Regions from separate parts of the Homo sapiens genome. Here region 2 is linked to region 1. A link is an interaction called in ENCODE POLR2A ChIA-PET data of the cell type or tissue named here. Cell type or tissue: A673. All regions are shown on one strand. Links, peaks and the distances in the headings refer to the core of each region. The heading gives the core; the rest is flanking DNA. Region 1 overlaps RSF1 (remodeling and spacing factor 1). Region 2 overlaps GDPD4 (glycerophosphodiester phosphodiesterase domain containing 4).

Region 1 (2,922 bases), core at 335-2,834:
CAGTGCAGAAAGTTTAACTGCACAGCACTATTTATCATCAGAGGTTAGCACATTTTTTATGTAAGAGGCAGGCCCTATAGTCTCAGTCACAACAACTCAGCTTTTTGAGAAAGCAGGCAACAGACAATATGTAAACAAATTGGTATGGTAATCTTCCAGTAAAAACTGTATTACAGGGCAGGGTGCAGTGGCTTACACCTGTAATCCTAACACTGTGGGAGGCCAAGGTAGGGGGGATCACTTGAGGCCAGGAGTTTAAGGTCAGCCAGGGCAACACTGCAAGATCTCATCTCTATAAAATAAATTTAAAAATTAGCAGTGTGGTGGCTTATGCCACTTCTAGCCACTTGGGAGGCTGAGGCAGGTGGACTGCTTGAGCACAGCAGATTGAGGCTATGGTGAGCTGTGATTGTGCCACTGCACGCCAGCCAGGGTGAGACCCTGTCTCAAAAACAAAAACAAAAACCTTGCTTTTTTATTTATGTAAGCAGGTGGGCTCTCGTTTGCTGACTGGCCCCCACTGACTTCTTTGCTTCATCTCATTATGTCTGCCTTCACTCATTCTGCTCCAACAACCCTGCACTCCCTTCTGTTTGCTGAACATGACAAGCACAAACATACCTCAAGGCCTTCATATTTATTGTTCCATCTGCCTGTATCATTCTTCTTTTAGATAAGTGCATGACTCACACACAACATTTCTTTCAGGTCTTCACTCAAATGTTTTCTTAGTGAGGATTTCCTTAGTATATTATCTGAAATTCAACTACTTTCCCAACCCCCTTTTCTCCTTTATTTTTTTCCAAAGCACTCATTTCTAATATATCATATATTCTACTTATCTATCTTGTTTATTGTCACCTTCTTCCCAACTAAAATAAGAGTTTCATAAGAGCTATTTTGTTTGCTGTTATATTCCAGTGCTTGGAATAGGGCCTAGCTTAATAAATATTCATATTTAATGGCTTAACTAATGCAATTTATGTTTGTTTCTGTGACACATGAAGGTAAGTACACATTCGAAAAAGATGTTCACTTCCCTTCTTTAGCATCCCACATCCAAACATTTTTTTTCCCTTTCTCTTTTGTCTTGGGCTCAAACTTAAATTCATGTTTAATCTATGAAAGCAAAACAATCTTCAAAACAGGCCATAAAGCCGGGCGCGGTGGCTCACGCCTGTAATCCCAGCACTTTGGGAGGCCAAGGTGGGCGGATAACCTGAGGTCAGGAGTTCGAGACTAGCTTGGCCAACATGGTGAAACCCCATCTCTACTAAAAATACAAAAATTAGCCAGGCTTGGTGGCACATGCCTAAAATCCTAGCTATTGGGAGGCTGAGCCAGGAGAATCGTTTGAACTTGGGAGGCGGAGGTTGCAGTGAGCCAAGATCACACCACTGCACTCCAGCCTGGGTGACAGAGTAAGACTCTGTCACCAAAAAAAAAAAAAAAAAAAAAAAAAAAAAAAAATATATATATATATATATATATATATATATATATATATATTTATATGTATATATGTGTGTATATATATATACACTATATATATATAATTTAAGTAAAACAAAAAAGACTAAATGGATGTAAGAAATTCATATTTTAGAGCTTGTCTTGTACTACTGGTAGGGGGCACAGTTATAGCTATTAGGAAATAATGATTTCGGTTTCCAACTGAAATCATAGTCAAGGTGAAAGAGACAGTAGGCACTTTTATTTGAAACCTTTTAGCTATTAAGGACATAAGAGGTTATTTCAAAATGAGGGCCATGAATAAGGGAGTAAGAAAAAGAAGTAGAATAATCTTGATCAGATCACAATTTTCTGAGACTTTTCTAGTTTCAATGAAAATTTAAATTACAATGGAGATCTTAAAAATTAGCCTCTTATCGAGTATCTTTTATTTAAACTATGGTAGGCACAAGATTATAGGTTTTATCTCAAAGATACTACTGGTTATATGGATTTTTTTTTTTTTTTTTTGAGACACAGTCTTGCTCTGTCACCCAGGGTGGAGTGCAGTGGCACAACCTTGGCTCACTGCAATCTCCGCCTCCCAGGTTCAAGCAATTCTCCTGCCTCAACCTCCTGAGTAGCTAAGATTACAGGCGCGTATCACCACACAGGCTAATTTTTTTATTTTTAGTAGAGACAAGGTCTCACCATGTTGGACAGGCTGGTCTTGAACTCCTGGCCTCAAGTGATCTGCATGCCCTGGCCTCCCAAACTGCCGGGATTACAGGCGTGAGCCACCATGCCTGGCCTGGTTATATGAGTTTCAAAGAATGGTACAGAATCACAATCCTGAGTTCACTTTATAATGTCTATTTTGCCCTGTCCAAACTTCTATATATAGGAGACCTATGCCTTACCTTCACTCTCTGAGCTGGAAAGTCTTCGCTTGTGTACTCGCCTTATTTCTTTACCACGTCGCAAACTCTTCTGGGAACCGTCACTTTCTGAGTCTTCTTTGTAGTTAATTTGTCTTTTCTGATTTCTCCTTGACCGCCTTCGCCGAGTTTCTACAAAATCATCACTAAAATCATCACTGAAGTCACTTTCTATTTTAAAAAAAGGAAGAACAAAGTACAAAATTTAAGTCTATTTAGAAATGTAGCTTAGGTTATAAAAATGAAAAGCTACCAAGCAGAGTTCAGTCATAAATATTTTTAAGTGAACAGTAACTTTTATGAGTCTCATTTTATTTGAGAGAGTATCTCACTATCACACAGGCTGGAGTGCAGTGGCATGAACATGACTCACTACAGCCTCAACCTCCTGGGCTCAAGAGATCCTTTGGCCTCAGCTGCCCCAGTAGCTAAAGCTAGGATCACAGGCATATGCACTACCACTCCTGGCTACCTACCAAAGTGTTGAGATTACCACATGCCTGGCCTTTAAGTCTCCCTTAAAAAAAAAAAA
Region 2 (2,922 bases), core at 300-2,799, 430 kb before region 1:
ATATATTATGTATCTCTAACCTGTTATCTCCCTCCCTCTGTCCCTCCCCAAGGAAGACTTTGTCTCTAAAGCATTTAGAATCATATAAAAAATTAACCTTAAATCTAAGACAAAGGGGATATGGATTAAATTAAGCATGTTTAATAATAGTTAAGTTTGGAAAAGTTATTTTATTCCCAGGTGCTTTTAATTCTGAAAATTTGTCTCTAATTGTATATTTATAAATACAGTGGTTAATAATTTTAGTTTCTTCTCATGCTCAGCTATTTTTACATTTTTTAAATAATAGTTTTGTTATATTCTTAATTATCCGTTCCAGAAATATGGCTATCTGGATCACAAAGCCATTTACAAGGTACTGCCATCCATCTGGTAATGGTAGGAGGAAATAAACGTTTTGAGTTCTGACTTTTCAACGTCCACCTTTTATATAAGAACAGAAATGCCAAGCATACAAAAAAGTGTACTGAATGGTGAAAGATTAGAGTACACAGCAGAGGCTAAAGTCTATGTTCCAGGGACACAGTCAACACTTGATAAATGTTTGTTGGCACAGGGAGGGAGGGAGGGAGGGAGGGAGGAAGGGGTAGGAAAAAGAAAGGAGATTCAAAGGAGATAACCACACACAGAAATTCCGAGATGGAAAGGGGAAGTTAAGAAGTTTAATTAGAATGTGTATTTTGTGTAAGTAAGGCAATATGTGCCAAGAGAGGTGTGGTCAAACACTTACCTTAACCCATTAGGGAACAACTTCTTGTAGTCAACATTTATTATACTGATATTGTTTTTAGCAAGGGTTTCAATGGATACTAAACGGCCCACATGCTGAAAACCAGGAGCCACGGACCTGACGTATTGCCTATCATGAGCTGGCAACCAAAAAATCTCTAAGGAGAAACAAGAAGTCCCTCAGTAGATAATCAGCTATCCAGGTACGAACAGCCCCATAGAGAATGGAGGGAGCTCCATTCCAGCACAGGTAGTATTCTACAGAGAGTAGAGAGAGAGAGTCTAGTCCTTGGTGAAAGAGTCAACATGGGCTAGTATTTTCTTTGTTTTGTTTTGTTTTTGAGATGGAGTCTCGCTCTGTCGCCCAGGCTGGAGTGCAGTGGCACAATCTTGGCTCACTGTAAGCTCCGCCACCCGGGTTCATACCATTCTCCTGCCTCAGCCTCCCAAGTAGCTGGGACTACAGGCGCCCGCTACCACACCCGGCTAATTTTTTGTATTTTTATTGTATTTTGTATTTTTAGTAGAGATGGTGTTCCACCGTATTAGCCAGGATGGTCTCGATCTCCTGACCTCATGATCCGCCCGCCTCGGCCTCCCAAGTGCTGGGATTACAGGCGTGAGCCACCGCGCCCAGCCCTGGGCTAGTATCTTCTAATGAACTCTTATAATGGGGCTTTCACTAGGGCTACTCTGGAGCTGAGTTTTCTCATGACCTCTCCATTTACCAGTTAACATCAAGTGTCAAGGGCCTACTGTGTACACAAAGACTCATACAAGCAAAGTAGATTAGTTGATAGATATGGGTGAATAGTGAGAATCAAAAACATCTTTCTGGTTAATGATGTTAAAAATCATCTTTGAGGCTGGGTGTGGTGGCTCATGCCTGTATTCTTAGCACTTTGGAAGGCCGAGGCAAGAGGATCCCTTGAGCCCAAGAGTTTGAGACAGGCCTGGGCAACATAGGGAGGCCCTGCTTCTATTTTATTTAAAAAAAATCATCTTTGAGAGGAGTCATTTCCTGCCAACAGAGATGCTATTATGACTCATCTATGAAATACTTCCATTTGTAAAAAGACTTATAATTGTTTCACTCACAGCACTCCCATATTCTGAGAATTTATGGGATTTGGAACAACTGACTGCCCAAATGCAGAGTTGCTTCTGAAAAACATTACGAGCAAATCTCTGCTCAAATAAGAACCAGCTCTCCTTTCTATATCATTCATCATGCCAAGTCTTCAAAGCCTTAATGTTACCCAGGCTCTTTCTAATGGATCTATGTTGGTGTGGTGCAGGTCACATTAGATAGTTATTACACATATTCCTCTTTAACAGGGTGCTGACATTTCATTTGGTTTGGAATAGCAAACAGCCTCAATGATTTTCCCCACTGAGATAAATTTAACTGGGTCATTCCTAGATTACCACATGTAGCTGTATAAGTAACAATCTTCATTTCCATAGGAAGTAAAATTACTTAAGGATCCCAGGGTAGATGTACAAGGTAGGTCAAGTTCAACTACTGTGCTCCTAGGACATGCTACCCACCTCCCAACCTATGTCATAAATACTGAGATAGACTTACCAGATGTTGCTCGATTTTAGAGGCAAGGATCACGCTTACTACTTGGCGGACAAATGTGTGTCTGAGAGGATGTTTTGGTGGAGGGCGATGAAGATCAAATATCACAAATTTTCTTTCCTTCTCTGCAAGTGTCAATAAATCAGCTAGTGTTGGAATTGACTGATTTCTTGCTCTTTCTTTATCTGCCTCTGATAGAGGTTTCATATTGTAAAATGGCCTGAGCTAGAAACAAATACATCAAAAAATACATAAAAGCACTTTCCAGTTCTCCTACTATGTAGCCACACATCCAGCTCTACCTCAGTTGCTCCATTATCATTCAATCCATCAGGCCCTCTGAAGTACTAATCCTAGAAAACAGGTGACAAGGAGAGAAATAAAATGTAATCATCATCAATAATTACAGTGTTTGGAATGGTCTCTTCTATATCCTACAACCTGTTGTATTTGCACTGAAGGTCATGTTCTTATCCTGACCTTCCTTTCCAGCCTTCTCTCCCATAAGTCAAGATAATACATCCCTTTTCAGTCACGCTGGCTTCCTACATGGGCTCCCGCTATTCTAGTTTTGTGTAATAGGAAGAACACATGCTTTGGCTTCAACT

What was found. Peaks named below come from ENCODE experiments on the same cell type or tissue, not always from the same donor. Only the 100,000 strongest peaks of a DNase experiment are listed, where the experiment ranks them.
Region 2: POLR2A ChIA-PET joins it to region 1 with 8 read pairs; 2 of 35 experiments call an interaction of 5 or more read pairs at or near these places.

The regions. Positions count from the first base shown.
Region 1 is chr11:77,669,670-77,672,591 of GRCh38, forward strand. RSF1 (remodeling and spacing factor 1) reads right to left here. Exons shown (of 16, transcript NM_016578.4): 15 at 2,373-2,561. Among named protein-coding and RNA genes, the nearest start is that of CLNS1A, 33 kb to the left of the region's middle. In A673, for the core only: no CTCF peak of the experiment used is centred there; no DNase peak of the experiment used is centred there.
Region 2 is chr11:77,242,964-77,245,885 of GRCh38, forward strand. GDPD4 (glycerophosphodiester phosphodiesterase domain containing 4) reads right to left here. Exons shown (of 17, transcript NM_182833.3): 12 at 2,318-2,539; 13 at 731-885. Among named protein-coding and RNA genes, the nearest start is that of GDPD4, 57 kb to the right of the region's middle. In A673, for the core only: no CTCF peak of the experiment used is centred there; a DNase peak (open chromatin) is centred at 1,798.